Linked DNA regions of Mus musculus: all the other regions are linked to region 3. The links are chromatin loops, found by intact Hi-C in ENCODE. Cell type or tissue: gastrocnemius. All regions are shown on one strand. Region 1 overlaps Deptor (DEP domain containing MTOR-interacting protein). Region 2 overlaps Deptor (DEP domain containing MTOR-interacting protein). Region 3 overlaps Deptor (DEP domain containing MTOR-interacting protein).

The links. Peaks named below come from ENCODE experiments on the same cell type or tissue, not always from the same donor. Only the 100,000 strongest peaks of a DNase experiment are listed, where the experiment ranks them.
Region 1: a loop joins it to region 3, with 2.0 times the contacts of the local background. A loop is called at or near these places in 5 of 42 quality-filtered maps.
Region 2: it touches region 3 in a loop (2.0-fold over the local background); 3 of 42 quality-filtered maps call a loop at or near these places.

Annotation. Positions count from the first base shown.
Region 1 is chr15:55,116,829-55,124,828 of GRCm38, forward strand. The region is part of intron 1 of Deptor (DEP domain containing MTOR-interacting protein); the gene reads left to right. Among named protein-coding and RNA genes, the nearest start is that of Gm9920, 7.2 kb to the left of the region's middle. In gastrocnemius, no CTCF peak of the experiment used is centred here; a DNase peak (open chromatin) is centred at 4,097; H3K4me3 peaks cover 1,681 bases; H3K27ac peaks cover 5,339 bases.
Region 2 is chr15:55,227,870-55,235,869 of GRCm38, forward strand. All of the region lies in intron 8 of Deptor (DEP domain containing MTOR-interacting protein), which reads left to right. Among named protein-coding and RNA genes, the nearest start is that of Gm26296, 31 kb to the right of the region's middle. In gastrocnemius, no CTCF peak of the experiment used is centred here; no DNase peak of the experiment used is centred here; H3K4me3 peaks cover 917 bases; H3K27ac peaks cover 3,205 bases.
Region 3 is chr15:55,170,564-55,178,563 of GRCm38, forward strand. The region is part of intron 3 of Deptor (DEP domain containing MTOR-interacting protein); the gene reads left to right. Among named protein-coding and RNA genes, the nearest start is that of Gm9920, 61 kb to the left of the region's middle. In gastrocnemius, no CTCF peak of the experiment used is centred here; DNase peaks (open chromatin) are centred at 4,140 and 7,406; H3K4me3 peaks cover 783 bases; H3K27ac peaks cover 2,661 bases.

The DNA of each region.
Region 1 (8,000 bases), 54 kb before region 3:
TTTAAGAACTTGGCTACAGGCCGGGCGTGGTGATGCACACCTTGGATCCCAGCACTTAGGAGGCAGAGGCAGGCGGATCTGAGTTCAAGGCCAGCCTGGTCTACACAGTGAGTTCCAGGACAGCCAGGGCTACATAGAGAAACACTGTCTGGGGGAAAAAAATAAAAAAGAACTTGGCTACATACCAAGTTAAAGGCCAGCTAGGGCTACATGTGACCCTCATCTTAACAACCAAAAACTAATAAATAGGTCAGTAAATAGAACAATAATGATGACGACGCTTTATGGGACTTTTTCAAGGAATCTTCCAGGTGCTTTGAATACTAATGCTTTTGTTTTTTGTTGTTGTTGTTAAGACATGTAGCCCAAACTGGTCTTAAACATTGCTATAGCAATCTTTCTGTCTCAGCTTCCCAAGTAATGGGATAGAAGGCATGAGTCACCAAGCCCAGCATATTAATGTCTCTAATAAGTCCTGTTGTCCTTACTTTATAAACGAGAACACGGAACACTTAGAGTAGCTGGCTACAGGTTCTTTTGTCAAGAAGTGGCAGAGTTGAGAGTCTGGGTCCTTACGCAGCGGGGCAACCCACAGTTTGCTTGCTGTTCTTCACTAGTGGTGAGGAGGACCCAAAATTATATGTCTAGGGCTCAAGAAGTCCCTCAGTAGGAAGAGCACCTGCTGTGTGAGCATCAGGACTGTAGTTCAGATCTTTAGTAGCTGCAGCTAGATGTGGTTGCATACAAACCTTGCCACCACTGTGACGGAGACAGGAAGATTGTTGAGGCTTAGTGGGCTCTACCTTAGCTTAGTTTGTTGAGAGACACCGTCTCAAAGGAATAAAGTGCTGCTTCTGTAATGTGATTCACCGCATGGTAGCCTGCTGGCCTAGAACTTATTTTCCTGGCTCCACCTCCTGGGATCATGCCCCCCGGGGCATTTGTGGTAAGGAAGGACATAAGGAAGACATCCTCTGACACAGAGAAGATGACTGCTAAGGGAACTCTTGCAGGGCAAAGGGGTCAAGAGAAATTCAGCTCACAGCCTATAAACTTAGGATCTACATTTCGGAAAAGCAGCCCAAGTTCTGTGGGGAAACCCGACTGTTCTGGGCTATTCTGACATTAAAGTCATGACCTTAAAAGTTTGTGGCCACCCTTGGCACAGTGTAAATATCTTCCTGGAACTTTGAGAGGAATTTGGGACAAGATGTGATTGTAATCAAAGTAGAGGAGGGGAGCAGATGTGAACTTTTTCTTTTTAAAGAAAAAATTTTATGGTGAATTGTTTGTAGGTTTTTTTTTTCTTTTGCCTCCGTGTGTGTGTGTGTGTGTGTGTGTGTGTGTGTGTGTGTGAATATTTCCATGTGTGTGATGCATGTATACATGTGTGTGGATGTGGGAAGCGGGGACTCAAAGTTGACATCCATGTCTTTCTCAGTCAGTCTCTACTATGCAGAGGCAGAGTCTCTCACTGACCCCGGGATTTGTCCTTTAGCTAGTCTAAGCAGCCAGCATGCTTCAGGGATGTCCTGTCTCTGCTTTACAAGGGCCCCATGCCACCTGGCATTGCACATAGGTTCCAGACATCAGAGCTTCATTCCTTGCCATGGAGGTACCCTGTCCTCTGAGCTATGGCTGTAGCAATCTGCTCCCTCGCCTTGCAGCGCAAGTCTATGTTTTACAAGAAGTCTTGTAAAGAGCTGGGTATCTGAGCACTGAACAATGCGGCCATTTACTGAGTGAGAAATGACAGCAAAATGTCAGGTCCTCCTAGTGTGTGCATTGTGTGTATATAGTTATGCCTTTGACTCCTTGACCCAAGGCAAGAACAGATTTTCATATCCGTAGATGATACAAACGAAACTGTGCTTCCTTGAATTTATGCCATGGCACATTGAAATGCGAGACCCTCCCAGTTCCCATTCTCTGGCATGTAACTGTGTATGTGTCACATTTGTAAATGGAATTTCCCGGAAGCTGCCACGGGAGTTTTTCAGTATTCTGCCTGCCAGGACTCTGTGATTCTCCAGAGTTGGAATGACTCAGAACCAAAATCATCTTGGGCTGCCATTTATTTGTCACTTTACTAGCCATTTATCACCAGCATCTTTATCTGCCCTAACATCCTTTTATCAGGTAAAAACTTCGGAATGTTTTAACATAGCAGACTTAGCTTCCACCAACCAAGAAGCTAAGAGTGTGGCGAGATAGCATCTGAGACCTGTAGCACAGATTTCCCCACTTTGCTGTAACCTGCCCACCTGATGTTCCCACTGCCACACCTGCAGATGCACTGGCTCAGTGACAAAACACATCATCCAGGATAACCTGAAGCCACATTCTCCACCCATGGTCACTCCTCTTTGGGTCGTGATAAATCATCTCGTCCCTACCTTTGAGCAAGATATATGGTTTACAGCCATGTACATATGTGGCAGGATATGATTTGTATTTAAGTAATTGGTAACACCATCAAAGGGACAATATGCAGCCTGGTTTTCTTAGATGAGAGAACACTTAGTTTCCTGGGAGACTTGGTTGGAATTCCCGTTTTGTTTCTTTTCCGTCCTTTTGATTCTCTTCTTTGGGCTTTAGCTTTGTCTTTTGAAATCCTCCTACTGTCACCCAGTGGCTACTGGCATTGATGCAGGCTAAATAAAGACAAGGCTGACAGCTGTCACTCACCTATACAGGCCTTGAGCATTGACCTCTTGGCCCATCCTAAACCATTGACATCATTTTGACTACCTGGCCACCTTTCATATCATGGTGGGGAGGGTGTTGCTCTCCCATCTACCTTAGCTCAATCAGGATCTTAGGACAAACTTTGATGTCGTCCCTACCCACACAGAATAGCTGCTGTACTATAGAGCGAGGACATGTTGCAATAATTATATCCTCCACAGAAAGGCCATGTGGGTTCAGTGATGACAAACCGGATGTCCCCTCTTCACCTCTACCCACCCAGCGTATAATGTGATTAAGGTAAAATTCAGGGAAATATACCTAGCAGTGGCATCTATCCAGAGAAGAAAGTAGCTGTAGAAAAGGTACAGGATATTGGCATGAACGTTTGAACTGCCTGCTTTTAGCATCGTGCTCCCTATATAGCTCCTTACAATGACAGCCTGCCCTGAGGTACACCCCCCTCCCCCATCGCCTCAACCCCTACCTGCCTCTGATTTGGAAAATCTGCCATCCAAGTCTGCTCAATAAAAGAAGTAAAATAAGCCAGAGGTGGTAGTATGCACCTGTAATCCCAGTACTCCAAAGGCCCTAAGTTCAAGGCCAGCCAGGGCTATATATTAAGTATCAGGCCAGTTGAGGCTGCATAGCATGACTCTCTCGCTACTCCTTTCCATACCCCAATGCAAGAAAAGCAAAGTTGTCAGCAAAGGACAACTGCAGATGGCCTCAGTTCAAGGTGCAAGGACTGATCTGGACCACTTGAATTGTGATGGCTTTCTAAGGAATACTTCCATCCAGAAAAGACCCAGCCACAGCTGCCGGTTATCTCTTTGTATAAGCAAAGCTGCTTAAGGAGTAATTAAGGGGAGAGCGTGGATGCTCTGAAAAAGTTGACAGTGTACTTCTACTTGTATAATCTGCAGGAAAGTCCTGAGGGCCAGCCAGTTCAGCTGATTTTGTCAAGTCCTTTCATTCCATCTCTATAATTTGGGAATTGAAGATAACCTTTGATACCAAGGGAGCATCTCTCTCTCTCTCTCTCTCTCTCTCTCTCTCTCTCTCCCTCCCTCCCTCGCATTAATAAAATTTAAACTACAGTCACATTACAACAGAAACCTTGGCACAGACTTTGTACTGCCTCCTCCCAAAGGTAACTAAGAAATAAATCCGAGTAGAAGTGGTTTTATTGTCTGATACCTTAGTCTAACCTTTTGTTTTTAATAATGAGGTACATGTCTGAAGTGCCCAGGCACTGCCACTCTGCGGCCGGCGATGCTGCTGTCCTATAAGAAGCACCATCTTCCTTTTGCTGTGTTTACTACAGGAAGGAAATGATGGAGAGGCACCCATGAAATCAAAGGAGTAGGGCGGGGAGCCAGCACATTTGTTGAATGTTCACCATTTGCTGACTTGCACCAACAGTGGCTTCAAGCCAAGAGGCACAGCGCCTGCTTCCTGAGGACTTCGTTTGTAACCTATCACTGTATCTTTCCAGTGAAGACGCACCAGTTAGGGATACGAATTAAATAGAAACCGCTCCTCTAGGGCCACGGAGAAGGCTGGCTGGGTAAAGGTGCTCACTTCCAGGCCGGACAGCCAGAGTCTCCAGGACCCACAGTGTGGAAAGAGAGAACCAATTCCTGCAAGTTCCTCCGATCTTCACGTGTGCCACCGCTGTTCTCCTACATGAGGACTTATTGAGTCACTGTTTATCCTGGAACAAAACGTTGGCTCATTTACTTGCTTAATGAACCCGAGGGAATCTTCCCCCACTCTCTTCCTGCCAGCCTCACTTGGAGTGGTTCTTTTGCTGCTAGGTTCTTTCTCTTCCTTAAGGGGAACACGGAGGCCTTAAGGGGAACACGGAGGCCTTAAGGGGAACACCGAGGCACCGGAAGTCGGTTTGGCTATTTATCGGCACTTCTGAAAGGATGTTTATCCAGGGAAGATTTAGAGATCTGTTTGGATTTGGAGAGCATCTGCATGTTTTCAGTTCTGCCACCCTGTCCTGGTGCCTCTGTATTCTCAGCTTTCCGGTAGACAGACGCCAGACCTCAGAATGATGATTAGGAAGTGGGGGTTTTCACCAAGAGCTCCCTCTTCCTGAACCACCCAATTCTCTCCCCAGCTGGTGCTTCTGGCACCTCCAGCAGAGGCTGGAGGAAACTCCCAATAGCCAGGACTCCTCCCTGTCATCTCCTTTTCCCTCAGTCTTTCCCCATCCTCCTCTGACAGACCCTTAGTGAGCGCAGGCTGATGTCAAACTTGTGGTCGGTCTTCTAGCCTTAACCACCCAAGTGCCAGGTTTGCAGGTGCACACTGCCATATGCAAGTTCTCAGTTTCTTCTTCGTGAGCTGCTTCTACATGTACGGACTGTGTAGGGAGGGTCGTCCCCATCTCTGTAACAGTCACACGTACAGAATCTGATTATCATTTAGCGAAATGGCAGTGTATCGTTATTGGCAATGTATATGAAAGGAAATAGTGCTACTGAATTCATACTAAGAGCAGTTTGCTTGCTTTTGGAATGGGATCTCACCAGAGTTGCCCAGCCTGGCCTGTAGCTTACTGACTAGCCGTGCTCCCTTGAACTCACAGCCATCCTTCTGCATCAGCCTACCTACTAATGCTGTAATTGCAGGGTTGTAACACTACTCCAGAACAGTCTCGGTTTCTTTTTCGTTTGTTTTTGAGACAGGGTTCATTTTATAGCCCTAGCCTTACTACAGTTTATTATGTAGACCAAACTGGCCTCCAACTCCTAGAGTCCACCCATCTTTGCCTCCCTCCCGAGTAGTGGGAATTAAAAGCATGTGCCACTATGCCTGGCAAGTTTGTATTTCTTATAAATAAAAAAATTATACATGCCATAGAAATAAGTGCGAGTTAAATCCTTTCACAGATGCCTTTTTTTCCCCCTTTACTAGGAGCATAGACTCAGGAATGGATGTCCCTGGGTACAAGTATAAACAAAAGCTAATTCTGCTTGATGGGGGCAGTCTTTCATGTGTGCAAGGTCAAGAGGGGGGAACCATCTTACTTTTAACCACTTGCTGTATAGATGACTGTTGGTCATTTCATTTTTATAACTAATAATGTCCTCCCTATTCAAGGAATTGAGTTAAAATACAATAGATGCTTGTTGGTGAATCCCTAATGGAAAGTGAAATTGCTTTTGGTTTTCAAGTAGTGAGACTCAATCCTCCTCTCTCTCATTTCAAATTAGAGGACCACCAGGGTTTCTGGCATTGAACTTTTGTGCTTTGCAGTTCATTTAGGGATAGGAACCCAGTGTTTCTATTTAACCGAGTCTCCTTCTTCATCTTCAGTTTTTGCAAGACAAGATACCTGGCAGTTCTATCATGAGCCCCTTAACACGTGTATTTCTCTTTTTGTAGTGTAGTCTATCACTCCAGTATGTTGTTAGAGTCTCTATTTAGCATGAGCACAGCCTCCCACTTTAGAATCAGCTGATGAGGGGACTGTAGTTAAGGTGTTAATGTTTAGCTTGCATAGCTTCGGCAGCTGTTAGAACAGACAGCAGGAATGCTGTCTGGAAAAAAAAAAAGGAGGTGATGTTGCTTATTAACCATTGGCCCGCATAATTGTATCACACCCAATACCTGAGAGGAAAATAGAAGGAGACGACATTGTTTCTGTACTAATTTCCCTTTCTTTCCTCTTTTGTGATAAATATGTGTGATACCCTTAAGAACATAAGCTAACATGTAAGCAGCACGTTATGATTTTGAAAAGGGTCTGCATGCATTATTCTGTGGTTCCTGTACCTATCGATCGTCTTGACCTTTAGTCTTGCTCACGAAGAAGGAGAATTGTGACCAATCACTCAGATTCCCTATTTTTTTAACAGTGTTTGGAGATAGAGGCTCATGGATCAGCAGGTGGCCTTGGAACTCACTATGTTAATAGTAATGATCTTGGCCTTCCGATTCCACTGCCTCCACCAGCATAGGTTATAGTTGTATGCTGCCTGTAGTGGTTTGAATATGCTACGTAGCACTATTAGAAGGTATGGCCTGGTTAGAGAAAGTGCATCTCTGTGGGGTTGGGCTTTGAGATCTTAGGCTCAAACTCTGCCCAGGGTAGAAGAGAGTCTAGTCTGGTTGCCTCCAGATCAGACTCTTGGCTCCTTCTCCAGCACCACGTCTGCCTGGATGCTGCCATGCTTCCTGCCGTGATGATAATGGACTGAATCTCTAAATCTCTAAGCCAACATGCCCAGTTAAATACTCTCTTTTATAAAAGCCGCCTTGCTTATGGTATCTCTTCACAGAAATGGAGACTCTAACTAAGACATTGCCATACCCAGTTAGCCTTTCGGGAGATTGACCCCTGGCTTTATCCATGCTAGAAAAGCACTCTATCCATTGAGACTCACCCCCCACCCAAGTTCTACAATACTTATTGTTTCTATAAGCAGCTCAAAGTACCTCCTGCCATTAATCAGTTCAACCCAGGTCCTGGATAGGCAAAGAGTTACCCTGCTGCTTAAGCTTGCCCATAAGTACAGGCCACAGGCAAAGCAAGAGAAGAAGCAAAGGCTACTGGCCCATGCTGAGAAGAAAGCTGCTGGTAAAGGGGACGTCCCAACTAAGAGAACACCTAACTTCCAAGCGGGAATCAGTACAGTCACCACCTTAGTGGAGAACAAGAAGGCTCGGGTGGTAGTGATTGCCCATGATATAGAACCCATTGAGCTGGTGGTTTTCCTGCCTGCCCTGTGTCGAAAGATGGCAGTGTCCTACTTCATCACCAAGGGAAAGGCCAGGCTGGGATGCCTGGTCCACAGGAAGACATGCACCACTGTTGCCTTCACACAGGTTAACTTGGAAGACAAGGGTGCTCCGTCACCACTGGGGAGGCAACGTCCTGGGTCCTGAGTCTGTGGCTTGCATTGCCAAGCTGGAAAAGACAAAGGGTAAAGAACTCGCCACTAAACTGGGCTAAATGTACAATGCTAAGTTTTCCATACATAAATATAATTACAAAATTATCTTCCAAAACAAAACAACAACAACAAAAAAGGCAGATTAAGTTAATAGATATTGACATGTACTGTTTCTGGTGTGCTGTAGATTCAAAACCCTTCACAAAAAAGGAAATATTTAAATCTTCAGGATAGTATAAATCCATTTTAATCCCAGCACTTGGGAGGCAGAGGCAGGCAGATTTCTGAGTTCGAGGCCAGCCTGGTCTACAGAATGAGTTCCAGGATAGCCAGAGCTACACAAAGAAACCCGGTCTTGAAAAACCAAAAGAAAAAAAAAAAAGATAATATAAATTCATA
Region 2 (8,000 bases), 57 kb after region 3:
TTTCTCTAGTATCACTTTTAGTAATAGTCCAGGGATATACAGCTATGTCTCTTCTTTTACAGATGGAAAAAACAAGGTTCGGTTTAGGACTTATGTGGATCCCTTTTGTGATTGTTTTTTGGTTTTTCAAGACAGGGTTTCTCTGTGTAGCCCTGGCTGTCCTAGAACTCACTCTGTAGACCAGGCTGGCCACGAACTCAGAAATCCACCTGCCTCTGCCTCCCAAGTGTGGGATTAAAGGCGCCACCACTGCCCGGCCCCTTTTGTGATTGTTAAACTTCTATAGAAATGATTATTTCAAAGGAGAGTGTGTATGTATAGGCCAAAGGATTTGATGGTCCTGTGGACAGAACTGGCATGTGCATTTGGAGCCACTGCATTGGCTCACACTATGCAGCACAGACTACACTCTTCAAGGACATAACACCGATGAATAGCATTTTAGAGAAGTGATAGGTTCATGTTAATAAAGTTTAAAATGGGAAGGACTGAGCTCTGGAAAAAAAACAAAAAAACAAAACCCTGTGTCCCAAGGATTTGAGTGGCCTGAATATGTTGGCATATGTGATACTTCAAATGTAGCTGGTCTCCTGGGTGAATATTTTTGTTGGTCTGATACCTGAAAGTGGCTTCCTAGGTATCAGTTCAACTGAGTTCTTCTTGGCTGATATCTAGGTGTCTACATTGTGTGTATACAAGGAACACACACACACACACACACACACACACACACACACAGAGAGACAGAGAGAGAGAGAGAGAGAGAGAGAGAGAGAGAATGAGAATAAATGCAAAAGAACCCTTAAAAGACTCAAAACAAGCCGGGCGTGGTGGCGCACGCCTTTAATCCCAGCACTCGGGAGGCAGAGGCAGGCGGATTTCTGAGTTCGAGGCCAGCCTGGTCTACAAAGTGAGCTCCAGGATAGCCAGGGCTATACAGAGAAACCCTGTCTCGAAAAACCAAAAACAAACAAACAAACAAACAAAAAAAAAAGACTCAAAACAAAACAAACAAAAAACCAATAAAACATGCTAAAACCCTGGGTGAAGCAAGCAGCGCTTACTTAGCCATCTATAATGAAGTAAAGATGTTGGAGTAAAGATCACTTTGTAAAACAAGAAGAGTGAAATCTATTTAGAAATACACCTTTGAGTTTCCAGTCTGTGATCTTTACTCCCAGTAGACAGAAGCTTAGAACTGGAAAGATCTCTCAGGTTCTCAGCACGATCTTGTGATCCCTCTTCCTTTGTGAGCATTTCCTGAAGGGTACAAAGCACCTTCCCTGAGAAAAAGTTTGCACATGTACATCACACATGCACAGTTTCACACTGTCAGTGAATCATCCAAGAAAACTTAGGTGAACTTAGGTGAACTTAGGTGAACCTTGTAGATTGACCTATTTATAACTTTTTAAAGAGATGCTTTTAGGGGGTTGGGGCAGCTTTAGTGGTGTCTTTAATCCTAGTACCAAGGAGGCAGAAACAGACCTCTGAGAGTTGGAGGCCGGGCTATGTTGTGAGTTCAGGCCATCCAGGACTACATAGAGACCCTGTCTCAAAACAAACAAGTTACATGTGTATTTGTGTGCGTGTGTGTTTAAACACAGGCATGTGGGTATTCCTAGAATACAGAAGATGGTTTCAGGTCCCCTAGTGTTAAAGTTACAAGTGTTTGTAAGCTTCTCAGTATAGGTCGTTAGAATCAAACTGCAGTCCCCTGCCAGAGTAAAAATGCTAATAACTGCTGAAGCATCTCTCCCCTTGCCTTATATGTCTTTTTTTTTTTTTTTTTTTTTTTTGAGACATGGTTTCTCTGTATAGCCTGGCTGTCCTGGAACTCACTTTGTAGACCAGGCTGGCCTCTAACTCAGAAATCCACCTGCCTCTGCCTCCCAAGTGCTGGGATTAAAGGCCACCACCACCACCGGGCGCCTTATATGTCTTTAGTGTTTTGATGGTTCTGCTTTTGTGTACATCCATGCAGTCACTCACAGCTGCATGAGTTGACAGGGACGTTGGCTGTGTCTTTCCCAGGAGATGACATTTCACAGTCCCCCTCGCTGTTTTCTGACTCTTCTATTCATAATGTGGGAGAGTCGGTGTGTTCTGAAAACTACTGAGGGGATGAGCTGGGTATCTTGATTTGGGCTGAGCCCTCTCCTATCACTTCCTCTCAGCATTCTGTGCAACCGAGAATCTCTGCCTTCATTGCAGTTCACTGGGAAGAAGTTGCTTTGGTGAAGACGGAGAGGAAACATGGATGTTTAGAAAGTGGTTTAGCGCTCTGGCAATTTTTGCTAAACAGCAGAATTCATTCCGCCCCCACCCCACCCCCACCCCCCTTTATTTCCCTCACCGTTGGCTTTTGAGTTCGTTTCCAATACCTGGCATGGTTTCCTCTTGAGGAGTGAGCCTTGAATCCAAACAGCAAGCAGTTTTTAATACCATAACCATTGGCCACTGTTGCATGAGTAGCATAAGGAGGAAAGTTGGTATTGAGTGCGTGGCTAGGTAAGATCACTGATGGTTTTTCTTCCTTAGCGCCATCCCACATGGGTGGTTTCCTTGTTATTTGGGTTTTTTTTTGTTGTTGTTGTTTCCTTTGTTGTTTGTTTGTTTGTTTTTGTTTTGAGAAAGAGCTGCATTCTCTAGCCCAGACTGGTCTAATCTGGACTCAGGCTATCTTAAACTCACGACAATCATCCTCGTCAATCTCCTTTAGTCATGAGCCACTACTCCTAGTTTTAATCTGTTCATCTTATTGGTAATGAAAGATCCACAGGAGTAGAAGTACTTATCCAGGGCCAAGTAGGATGTCTGGGAGATGAATCTTACCATTCTGGACCAGGATGCTGAGTGAAGGATGTGAGCCCCCATTCATCTTACATTCATCCCTCAGACTCATCTCACTTCTGCTGTCACTGCCACTGCTGTCACTGCCACCCCAGCCACTGTTGCCTGGGCTTTAATAATAGCAGTGCCTTGTTGTTTCTTATAAAACACATCAGAGGATATTCTGCTTCTCACCGTAGTCTCACAACTCCCCCCTAACAGAACTCAGTGTACTCTATTTCACACATAAGAAAATGAAAACTCGGGCAAGGTGCAGTGGTTCATGTCTGTGACCCCAGCACACTAGTAGGGCAGGCAGGAAGGCTTTGAGTTCAAAGCTAGTTGGGGGTACACAATGGGCTACATACCATTCCCCACTTTTAAATTTATATAAAAAAAATAAAATTAAACTCTCTGGAGATTCAAGTGAGTCATTCAAGGCCAAGTTACCAAGGAGGCATGGCTTCTCTCATACCGCAAATTCCACTCAGGGCACTGGCCTTGAACATAATCCTCTTGTTTAAAGCAAGCATAAACAGCACAGACAACCTTGAAGGAATGCCCAGGCCGGGGCTTCTCAACTTCCACCAAGCATCATCAGCATCAGCGTGGGGGCAGGGCGGGAGACTCATATAAAACGCACAAAGATGCAAAGTTGGTTGTGGGTCTCGGGGGTGGGCCCAGGTATTATTGATTAGTAACTGCTAGGGGATTTGTGTGCACAGCTGAGAGGACAGCATCCCAGAGCCCCCCAAAGCTGCATGGACATTGAGCACTGGGCAAAAGGCTGTGTTCTTTTCATGCTTCCGATTTGTACTGAAGGCCGTCTTTGCTCTATAGCTTGTTTTTGCAATACATGGTGGAAGAATTTGGATGGTGTGTTCTTGGCGCTGGAGTTTTAGCTCGTAGGGTATCGGTTACATATTCATCTGGAAATTTACAAGCTCCAGTTGAATATCAAAATTCACACGAAGCGAGCCAAGCAAAGGAGCTGCTCTCACTTCCTAATAACAGTTTTTCAAAGCCAAACATTGCTCAGGCCTTCAGCTTGCTTGCTTGAATCATAACAGCTGGGCTCCGGGGCATTTGAGGAACCTGACCTACCCTAACTACGAGTGTAAAATATCGCTTTTTTGTTTTGTTTTGTTTGTTTGTTTGTTTTTTGTTTTTCGAGACAGGGTTTCTCTGTATAGCCCTGGCTGTCCTGGAACTCACTTTGTAGACCAGGCTGTCCTGGAACTCAGAAATCCGAAAATATCGCTTTTGTTGTAGGTACCACACCAAGGAGGCCGGCTGCCAGTGGGCAGCTGCGCTCTTGCATCCTGGGAAGGTCCCATGGCACCCCGATTTTCTTAAGCAGGGCAGGCATTTTAGAGACAAGGAAAATATCTTCCATACTTCCCTAGGAAAATGTCAGGCTAGTTAGAGGAAGTCAGTACCTTACGAATTTTAAATATGTTTTAGCTCCTTGGTTTTACTGTGGATGTTGTTCTCCTGTGAGAAAATATTGACTTTCTCAGTCCCTCTTCATACCTAGGTGTGTGTCCACTTAGTTTTGGCAGGGATCCGTGCTGACTGATGAACTCCACAGAACACAGTTTTAAATAGGACTCCCTCCTGAGCCAAGGAGAGTGCAGAGTGTCATCTGGGTAAGGAAAGGCCACAGAGCCCCCTGTTTATCAGAGGATAAACTTTGTCATAGCCATGAATGGGGGGCTATGTAACCTCTGTGGAGACCACAGGGCCTTAATCGCATTATGCTCTACACAAAGGCTGTCCACACACTCCTTCCTCCCCTAGGGCTTGTGGGATCAAGTTCTACTTGGTAGAAGCAGTGTGATCAGGTCCAGGCAGAGGAATTATCCTTGCCTTCCCAGAGGTGTGTGACTATCCTCTGCTTTGTCTGAGCCAGGGGAGGCTATCTCTTCTGATGTTCCATGTGAAAGCTGGCATCCTGGGCTAGGGCTCATCTGTGAAGCACAGACTTGTATGTCTCAAACTCTGGACAATCAGAAGTGTATTAACTTTAGGAGTTCCTGATCTTATAAAAAACAGGTGAGAAAAAAAATATATGGAAAAAAATAGCTTAGGAAAGCAAGTCTAGGTTTGGATTTTCATGTATGTGGGGTTTGGGGTGTATGTGTGTGTTCTTGTACATGCCTGTGCTCATGTGCATGAGATCAAGTATGTGAATATGTATGACCATGTGTGTACTTGTTTAGGCAAGCAGTTGACATTGGGTATCTTCCTCAATCACTTCTCCATCTTAGTTTTGGAGGTGCAGGTCTCCTATTGAACCCGAGTCTCCCACTTCAGCTAGGCTGGGTTGCCCGTGAGCTCAGCGCTGGAGTTCCAGGCCGTCACACTTGATCTTTTATGTGGGTGCTAGAGATGCAAACACGGGCCTGCTGTTTGAACAGCACGCACAACTGACTGAGCCATCTCCCAGTCCTCAGGTTTGGACTTTAAGGCAGTGACTCTGAGATACTGTAATGGTGCCCGTATATATTTGTCCCTGAGTAGAGTGTAGCGCAGTGACAATGAGCTGAATTAGACTGTGAACTCTGGACAGCAGTGATATGTCAATGCAGGCTCATTGACCCTAACAAATATACCACTCAAGAAAGGGATATAGGAAATGAGAAGGGCTCTAGCAGAATATAAGAAGGAGAAAAAAACAAAACAAACAAACAAAAAAAACTGTGGTCTTGGCCTTTCCTATTCTCCTGTGTGTCTTGTTTAGGGTTTTATTGCCGTGGAGAGACACTGACCAAGGCAACCCATAAAAAGGAAAACATTTAATTGAGGCTGGTTTACAGTTTCAGGGGTTCAGTCGATTGTTGTCATAGCAGGAAGCATGGCAGCATGCAGACAGACATACTGCTGGAGAAGGATTTGAGAGTTCTATATCTTTATCTGAAGACAGCCAGAAAGAGACTGTCTTCCACAGGCAACAGGAGGAGACTCTGATTCCACACTGGGCAGAGTTTAGGCATAGGAAACCTCAAAGCCCACCCCTATGGTGACACCTTTCCTCCAACAAGGCCACACCTACTCAAACGAGGCCACACCTCTAAATAGTACCATTTCCTTTGGGGCCCATATTCAAACATAGACATGAGTCTGTGGGGGGGTGGCAAACTTATTTAAACCACCCCCATTGTGTTTGCATGGAACTCAGTTGTCCCATTTGGCTGTGATGATTTCAGGCTGATATCCCTATTAGCTATTACTGACTCCAAGTTCACTGCCTACCCCAAGTTCTCTTGGTTTGCCTGCCTGTTCTTTGACTCATTGTGAGCATGGTGAGAGTATAGCTCAGCACAATCGTGTGTCCTCTGTGTCTCCTTTCCTGTTAACCCCATCCCCATTTCTACCATATCAGCATTATTCCACAGGCCTGCCAGCACTGCCCATATATAGGTTCCACCTTTGACAAATGTATGATGATTAGCATACAGGTGTATTTTTGTACATAGGTGTGCACGTGCCATGACATTGCATGTGGAGGTCAGAGGACAAGTTTCGGGAGTCTGGATCTGTCGATCAACCTCGGGTCATCAGGTTTTTACAGGACAGTGAGCCATCTCAGAGGATCTGGTAGTGGGCCTGAGATTCCTCCTTGTTCATAATGCAGGCAGGTGAGATAAAGAGCTAGACATTATAGAAAAACAAAGGAGCAAGCTGGAGCCAGGCAACAATGATGCATACCCTTAGTCCTAACACTTAAGAGGCAGAGGCAGGCAGATCTCTGAGTGTGAGGCTAGCCTGGTCTACAGAGCGAGTTTCAGGACAGTCAGGGGTATGTAGGGAAACCCTGTCTCTCCCCACCTCACAAGGAACAAGCTGGGGAACCCCAGCACTGCTGCATTTACCCCACAAGTCCTGTCATACAGGCATCTCTGCATTTGAGTCTGTCATTTGTTTTTCTAATACTTACGTATGCCAGGAGCTCCCAGCAAGCACTTTGGTGTCTTACACACCCCAAACCTTCATCGGCCAAGCTTGTCCTTCATTCACGGTGATTTTGAAGTGTGTCCCCAAGGGACACCTATGACAGAATCTCTCCCAAGCTTTGGTATCATTAGCCTCTGAGACCCTTGGAGCACTGTTGGTCTCTAGGGATTATTGACTGGGGAAGACTGAATGTGGACAAGCAGAGGGGCAGAATAAGCTGGCTGGACCCCTACCTGGGTGCCTTTACGGCTGCCTCTCACCTTAGTCAACCTCAGTAGGGGTAGCCACCTCACTTCTACCTTCCAGACATCATGCACAAGTCTCCTGTGGCCAGCTAGAGCCTGGGACTCTCTCTACGTTAGGAAGAAACGAAATATATAGTGTTAGCCTGCTCAAGCTAATACTGCAAAGCTCTACTCTCTCATTCATGACTTTCCCAAGGGACAGTTCATAGAGAGTGCTCAGCACAGGTAGGAGGAAGAGTGAGCAAGGGTGAGACTCCACCAGGAAGGCAGAGGGAAGCCCAGCCTGGTAAGGGAGCATTTGATTATGTGCATGCTCCTGAGTGTCCCCACTGTTGTCTCCGTGAGCCCAACCTATCCAGGTCTCATTTTCTGTAGGTTCTTGTGCAGAAAATAAATAGTTTAAGCTAAGACTCCTGAAACAGAGGTGGTGGCACACACCTCCTAATCCCAGTACGAGAAAAGTGGAGGAAAGAGGCAACCTGGCTACATGAGACCCTCCCTCCCTGCCTCCTTCCCTCCCTCCCTCCCTCCCTCCCTCCCTCCCTCCCTCCCTCCCTCCCTCCCTCCCTCCCTCCCTCCCCCCCCCTCTCTCTTTCTTTCTTTCTTTCAAGTACACTGTAGCTGACTTCAGACATACCAGCAGAGGGCATCAGATCTCATTATGGATGGGGATGGTTGTAAGCTACCATGTAGTTGCTGGGATTTGAACTCAGGACCTCCAGAAGAGCAGTCAGTGCTCTTAACCACTGAGCCATCTCTCCAGCCTGAGGCCCAGTTTCAAAGAGAAAAAAAAAAAATGTTAGCTCAAGTGGTGCTTGCTTAGTTTGCATGAAGCTCTGGGTTTGATCCCAGCCAGTCTGGCACAGTGGCATGTGCCTGCATTACCCATATTTGAGATACTTGAGAGGTAGGAACAGGAGGATTAGAAATTCAAGGTCATAGTTGACTACATAGAAGAAAGTTTGA
Region 3 (8,000 bases):
TAGAATGGCTGTGGCTTCGAATCCATACTTGGCTTCTCTCTCAAATGCATGTAAGCTCAGAAAATGACTCTTTAGAGAACAGTAAAAACCCTGTGGAATGTGAAAATTACAGCTTGGGTTTCAGAATATTAGTGTCTTGTTTGCTTCCACCTAATTCAAAATAGCAAGCAAAGAGGAAGGGCTCTTCAGAGAGGAGAGAGGTGACAGTCCCTGGCTACTGCCAGTGGTATTTACTTAGTCTTCCCTCAGTTGGTTAGAGAATGGTCATTGAACTTCTAACATCTACCTCCTCTGAATTTAGATGTCTAAGAAATGAGAACCTTTAAGACACCATGATGGTCTGTTAGGAGTTCCTAGTTTAGTTGGAAGGGTAAAAATAATGTATTATACCTGGCCTGGAGGTACAGGTCTATGTATGCAGCTACGATTTCAAGTTGGAAGCCAACCTGACGGACATAGCAAGACCCTATGTAAAATAAGATAAGGGGGTTAGTCCAGGGAGAGCTCAGACAGTTCAACCCCCAGACCCCTCGTGATAAAAAGAAACTGTGTATGATGGCACACTTGATGTTTGGGGCTCATTGGCCAGCTAATTTAGTTTCAGACCAATGAGAGGCTCTGTCTCATAAACAAACAAACAAGCAAACAAATAAATAACGTACCTGTAGAGTGTTTACTTAGCACGTACAAAACCCTAGGTTCAAGACCCTGTTCTATAGAAATAAATGAGAGATAGACAAACAACGGACTATCAGACAGAGAGACAGACAGACAGACACAGGTTTATATTTAAAAAAAAAAACAAAAAACAAAAACAAAAAACCAGGTATGATGACTCATGCCTATAATCACAAAGTCAAGAGTGTGAAGCAAGAGAGTCACTATAAGGAGCTTGAGGCTAGCCATTCTGTCTTGAGAGAAAGAGAGAAAGGATGAATGAATGGATGGATAGATAGATAGACCAGGCAGGCAGGCAGGCAGGCAGGCAGGCAGGCAGGCAGACAGACAGATAATGGTATCACAGGTTTTTGGATTAATCCCTCAGTTGATAAATGGACATATAAGGACCAGGAATTTGAGGCCAGCTCTACATTATAGAGCTTGAAAGTACCCTAAACTACGTGAGACCCTGCCCCATACAAAACGGGGACTGACCTACCTTATCTTGAAGAAGTGGTACCCATGCCTTGCATATGAACTGTCCTTCTCATGAGCATCTCTCTGTTAAATACCATGCTTAAATGTTATAATTGCCCCTCAGTGAACTCCAGCTCACTTCTCTGTGAGCTCTGTTTCTGAAGACAGGGAGAAGGGTTGAGACCACAGCTCAGAGTGCGCTTTGCCAATAAGTGTGAAGTCCTGGGTTCAATACCTGCTACTTCAAAAAGTAAACAGAGAAAAGCTCCATTAACTGTTTCGCTCAACTGGGTGTGGCGGTGCAGGCCTTTTTCCAGCCGTGGGGAAAGCAGAAGCAGGCAGATCTCTCAGAGTTTTAAGACAGCCAGGGCTTCACAGAGAAACCCTGTCTGGAGAAAGAAAAAAGAAAACAAAAAGTCAAACTCTGTATAGTGACTCCCATCTGTAATCTACGTACTTTGGAGTCTAAGACAGGGGGACAGCCATAAGACAGCATGGGTTACAAGTGGGACCCTACATATATTTATGTGGGGGGCGGGGAGACTACAGGGATACATGTAGGAGAAAAACCATGACTTTTAACTTCATTTTTTAAAAAAGTTTTTGTTGTTGCTTTAATTTTAAGTTTAGGGAGAAAGAGTAAAAGCTATGTAGGTTGCTACTTAGTTTAGATACTTTGATGGAGACTTAAGGTCTTAACTGATGATAGAAAACAAGATTCCACCTTCTATCCAGTCTCTCCCTGTGAGGCCTGCTCCCTCTACTCCTCTGCTCTTTCCTTTTAGCCAGCACAGCTCCCATCTTCACACAGCACTGGGCATGAGCCCCTGAGCCTAGATCTCAGCCCTCCTTCTCACCAGCTTGTATCCTGTATCATCGGGGCAGCCACTCTTGAGGGGTTTGTTTGTTTGTTTGTTTGTTTGTTTGTTTTTAAGATAGAATTTCCATGCATAATCCAGACTGTGTAGCCTGGAACTCACTGTTTACCCTCAGCTGGTCTCAAACTCATGGAAGCCATCTTGCTTCAATCTTGAAGGCTGACATTTCAGATGTGCTCTTGAAGGCTGACATTACAGATGTGCTCTTGAAGGCTGACATTACAGATGTGCTCTTGAAGGCTGACAATACAGATGTGCTCTTGAAGGCTGACATTACAGATGTGCTCTTGAAGGCTGACATTACAGATGTGCTCACCGTGCTTGGTTTTAGGAGCCCTACTTCTCAGGAAGAGTTTAGATATTTCCAGAAAAGGATGGAAGGAAGAAAATGGTTAAGAAGAGGGGGAGCAAGGTCTGAAGGCAGAATGAGTAGGCTCTGTTTAGGGTACAGCATGGAGGAGATAATGGATCAGAGGACATGTTTGGTCAATGTCCCTTGCTGTTTGCCTTCCCCCATTCCCTTCCCTTTCCCAGAAGGCAGTATTTATACTCATATGTGTTAATGGAATAGTGGTGTTCTCTTACCACTTCACACCCCAATTAGAAACAACAAATCTATAACTCTATATAGATAGCTATAATATCAGAATACTTAAAATGTCCAATACTCATATAAGCATTTATCTCTAATTAATGCTATCTTCCTACTCAACACAAGTCGGTCTGGATCATGCATTCAAAACTGTTGAAAACACTCATGTGTAAGTTATGCCTGGGAGACTAGTTTATTATATGGGAGAGCAAAATAAAGTATTTTTGTTGTTGTGTTGTGTTGTTTTGATCACTAGCTGAACACCTGGTTAGCCAGGAACCTAGCCATAGTTTGACTTCTTCGTTGACAACAACTTTCTTTGGTTTCTATAAAAGTATAGGCTAAGTGCTTGGTCGGGGGAGTAGGGAGAATTTGAGTTATAGATAACTCTCAGGATAAAAAGAAATCATTCCTAGCCCACCCTCAGAAATAACCCTATTAATATTTGAGTGTAGTTTTAAATTTTCAGTCATGGTCACATTAACATATGACTTTATTTTGTTTCATTCAATACTTTTCCCCCTTTGGGACCACATCATACTTTATAGCACAAGCTGATATTAAATTTGCTCCTTAGCCCTGGCTAGCCTCACCCATGCTCTTTCTACCCCAGCACTGGGAGGTCATGCTGTGTATCCCAGGCTAGCCTGATATGTTTCTGAAAAGCTTTCTTCTTAAATCCCTCATATCTTCGGCCTCATACCCTCATGGTAATTTTGACCTTCCCCAGAGTCCTGTTAACTTGCTTGCTTGCTTGCTTGCTTGCTTGCTTGCTTGCTTGCTTGCTTGCTTGCTTGTGAGACAACTTAAGCTAGCCTCAAACTAAGCTCTCTCTCTCTCTCTCTCTCTCTCTCTCACACACACACACACACACACACTCACTCTCTCTCTCTCTCTCACACACACACACTCACTCTCTCTCTGTCTCTCTGTCTCTGTCTCTGTCTCTGTCTCTCTCTCTCTCCCTACCCAGACAGGATTTCACTGGATTTCACTAGGTAGCCCTGGCTGTCCTGGAAGATAGTGATATGTAGACCAGGCTGGTCTCAAACTCACAAGGATCCACCTCCCTCTGCCTCCCAGAATGCTGAGATTAAAGGTGAGCATCCCGATACCTGACTTGGCCTCAGACTCCTTATGTAGCAGGAAATAGTCGTGAATTCCTGATTCTCCTGCCTCCGCCCTCCAAAGCGTTGGAAATAGACACGCACTGACATGCCTTGCCTGTCCCAACCTTGGACCCTGGATACATTTCCCATATTTTCCCACATTACACAAGGCTTGCCTGGCCCATTTGAATTTTTTTTTCAGTGTGTAAGGAGATTGCTATCAGCTCATTTCTATTCCTGTTTGGGCACCTGAATGGGGCAGTTCCTTCTATTGTGTGGCCTTTCCTCTGGGTTACTGTGAATCTGGGAAATCTGACTGAGATGCACACCAGGAAAGTTGGGAACGAGCTCAGAAGCATGAACAGAATCTGCTGAGTGTTGGCAGAAGGCAAGGCTCAGCCATGCACAGCTGTGTCCATGGACGGTGGCTTTGTGCCATGCTGATTGATGGGCCAACATATGAGACAGCTTTACTAAAAGTCAGTTTGCCTTATAAAAGGGAAGATGGTTGAGACCAACAGCCACCCTCTGGATTACCAACTAAAACGGAGTTGATGTCCTTGTTAGTAGAAATATATAAAGAATCTTAATTTTGATGCAAGATGGAGTTTGACTTTTCCCTTCTATAGTAGCCACATGAAACCTTTAGGGTAGTCGTCATCATACACAGGATTCAGTTTATTCAAGTTTCTGATGTACTAAGCCCAATAATTTGTTGGTGGGAAGGGGGCAGAATAATTCTTGAAATAGAATCTTATGTCAGATCCCTCACCAGCCTGAAACTTATTTGTAGCTCAAACTAGCCTCAAACTCTCAGCAGATCCTCCTGCCTCGGTCTCTCTTTGAATGCTAGGATTATAGGCATCAGCCACTGTCTGACCAGGCACTGACTGATGTTTGTCCGTATTATCACATTTAAACTGAATAGAAACTCCCACAACTAAGTACAATTATGTTTTAAATTATTACATGTGTGTGTGTGTGTGTGTGCGTGTGTGTGTGTTGCACATGTGTGCAAACGTGTGCCATGTGGAGATGAGAGGGCAGTTTGTGAGAGTCAGTTTTCACTCCTACAGTACGGGAGTCTCAAGGGTCATCAGGTTTGCAGAGTAAGCGCCGTTATCAGCTGAGCCATCTCTCTGACTCTAGACACCGTTACTGTCACCACTGTACACATGAGGAATTAGCTCATGCTTAAAAAAAAAGTACCATGGAGATAAGTAATACAGAGAGGACACAAAACTGTGGGTGCACTATAGATTTGAAAGTACCATTGGTGGACTGGAGAGCTGGCTTAGCGGTAAAGACTGCTCCTCCCGAGGTCCTGAGTTCAATTCCCAGCAACCACGTGGTGACTCACATCTTCTGAAATGGGATCTGATTCTGGTGTGTCTTCAGATAGCAACAGTGTTCTCACATATATAAAATAAATAAATCTGAAGAAGAAGAGGAGGAGGAGGAGGAGGAGGGGTAGGAAGAGGGAGAGAAGAAAGAGAAGGAGAAGAAGCAACCCCCCCCAAAAAAAAAGAAAGAAAAGAAAAAAGAAAGTGCCATTCAGTGACTAAAATAAAGTAAGTGCAGTGATTCCCTAAAGACAGCCCTAAGCATTTCCTCCTTCTATCTACGCATGCTTATGGTTCTCTAAGGAGATGGCATGAATGTGGCCTCCTCTGATAGTCTCTGACTTTCCAGCCTAGACAGTAAAGCTGTCATGGTTGATTGGTATTTGACATCTATGCCAAGATATACAATAGGTGAAAAAAATGTTCTTCTGGTGCTGAGACAGCTGGATAGCCACATGCAAGAATGAAATTGGCATCTTACCTCACACCTTACATAATTAAGTCAAACTGTGTCATTGAACTAAATATAAGAAAAGAGAACACGAGGGGGGGGTAAACGCATGTGCTTGGGCAAAGACAAGAGGAAAGGAGATGTGTGGAACCACATCGAAATGAAAACTTGTGCTCTGAAAATGGGACCTGTTAAATCCCAACAGGAGAAAACATTTCAACACTATACGTCTAAGGAGACACTTACCTTCAGACCATGTAAAAATCAGTTAAACTCAATAAAAAAGGGTTGTAACCAGCCAGGTGTGATGGCCCAGGCCTGAAGCCTCAACATTTGGGTGGTAGAGACAGGAGAATTATGAGTTTGAGGTCATTGTGAACTATAAGAGTCTGTTTCTCAGAAAAACAACACAATAGGCAAAAGACGTGTAAGCCATTTTTCCCTCCACAGGAAATACTCAAAGGACCATAGATGTATGAAAATGATCGAAGTCATTAGTCATCAGGGTCATACAGACCAAACCCTTGATGTGATATAGTGTCACACGCACAGAACACATACAGTGGAAGAGAACAGCTGATAATGACTTTTTTGGTTATAATGTGGAGAATTTGGAAAGCAGTCTGGCACTTTCTCAAAAAGCTGAACAGTTTCCACATGGCTGAGCAATTCCATTTCTGTATATATAATGGGAAAAGAAGAAGAAACACACAATGCTGTACAGTCAGGGTTTTGCACGCATTGCTTAATGGCATGATAGGAGAAGCCTATTACTAGGTGAGTTTGTCATTGTATGGACATTATATAGTACACTTACACAAACCTAGGTAGTATAGGCTATATTGCATGTATGTAGTATGGCTTGTTGCTGATAAAGCTGAGGTGAACCAAAACCATATATTAAAAGAGAGAACCAGGCACAGTGGTCCGTATCTGTGTTTACAGCATTTGGGAAAGAGAGACAGGAGGATATAAAGACCTGGGCTAGTCTGAGCTGCAGTCTGTTAGTAGCTGTACGGTATTTGTTGTTGTTTTGTTGATGTTTTAGTTGGGGGATGACAATGTTGTACCCTGTACTGTGGGGATTGCCACATGATAAGAACCATTGACTTGTACCAGCTAAGTGAGTTATCATATGGTATATGAATTATATCTGAATAAATCCAGAAGTGAAGTGAGGGGCGAGAAGGCAGATGCAAAGTCAGCATCCTGGTAGCGGTTGCTTCCTCTTCCTGGAGCTTCATGTGTGCAGCTCAGGTTGCCCTCCATTGCAGAGGCTATAGCAAGACGTAGTGCAGGGTTGCATATCTGGCTCTGGCTACCCCTTCACACAATTGTGAGAGGCCTTCCAAGCTATAGCCACAGAGGGGACGACGGAGTTAACTCCTGGGAAATCTATAGGATACTTAAGAGACAATGAAATGATGATTCAACCCACCAAATGAGAGTAATTTTTTTTTAATTTTAAAGAATCTTTATTTTTATTGTGTTTGGGTGCTTTGCCTACATGTATATCTGTGTACCATGTGAGGGCCTGGTCCCTATAGTGGCCAGAAGAGTAAGTCCGATCCCCTGAGACTGGAGTCGTAGATGGTTATAAACTGCCATGTAGGTGCTGGGAATTGAAACTGGGTCCTTTGGAAGAGCAGCCAGTGCTTGCCATCTCTCCCGCCGCTGAGAGTAATTTTTTATATAGCAGAAGGCAATCAGAAGCCAAATGCTTGCTCTAACATGATGACTTCATGAACGTACTAAAATCCAATCTTGAAAAAGACTCGGTCTTAAAGAGCAACCAGGATGGGGCCCGGCCATTCCTGGATTGTTAGGGGAAATGAGTAGGGATGAGCTGGGGACACTGGGGTGTTTTAAATGGCAAGCTGGACGAGCTGAGCCTGCCAGCTGGCCTCTTTCCTGCAGCCTTGGCAGGAGCAGGTAGCCAGCCACTTGTCCAGAGGCCACCAGCTCCTTAGCAGAAGTCCAAAAGGACAGAGCAGGTCATGTTTCTTCTGGTTACATGAGGCTCCGGGAAGTAACCCTGTGCACTTGTCCACTCAGCACCTCAAAAGGAAAGCAGCGCCCATGCTGGAAGAAGCTGAGTGGGACCAAAGGCTAAGAGCCTGCGCCAGATGTGGAGAGGACGTTTAACAGCCATGCTAATTTAATTACATTATTGGTTCATTTAGTGTGTGTGTGTGTGTGTGTGTGTGTATGTGTGTGTATGTATGTATGTATATGAGTACATGTGCGCGCACCACAGCACACATGACCTTCAGAGAATCATTTTTAGCAGTAGGTTCTGTCCTACCATATGATCCCTAGAGCTAGAACTCAGGGCATCAGACTTGGAGGGAAACGCCTTTACCCAGTGCATCATCCCATCAGCCTGTGGATAAAGTTTTATTTGTTTGTTTGTTTACTTATTTATTTATTTACTTGCTTTTTTAAAGACAAAAATGTAAGGTAGTGTCTCACCATGTTGCCCAAGCTGAA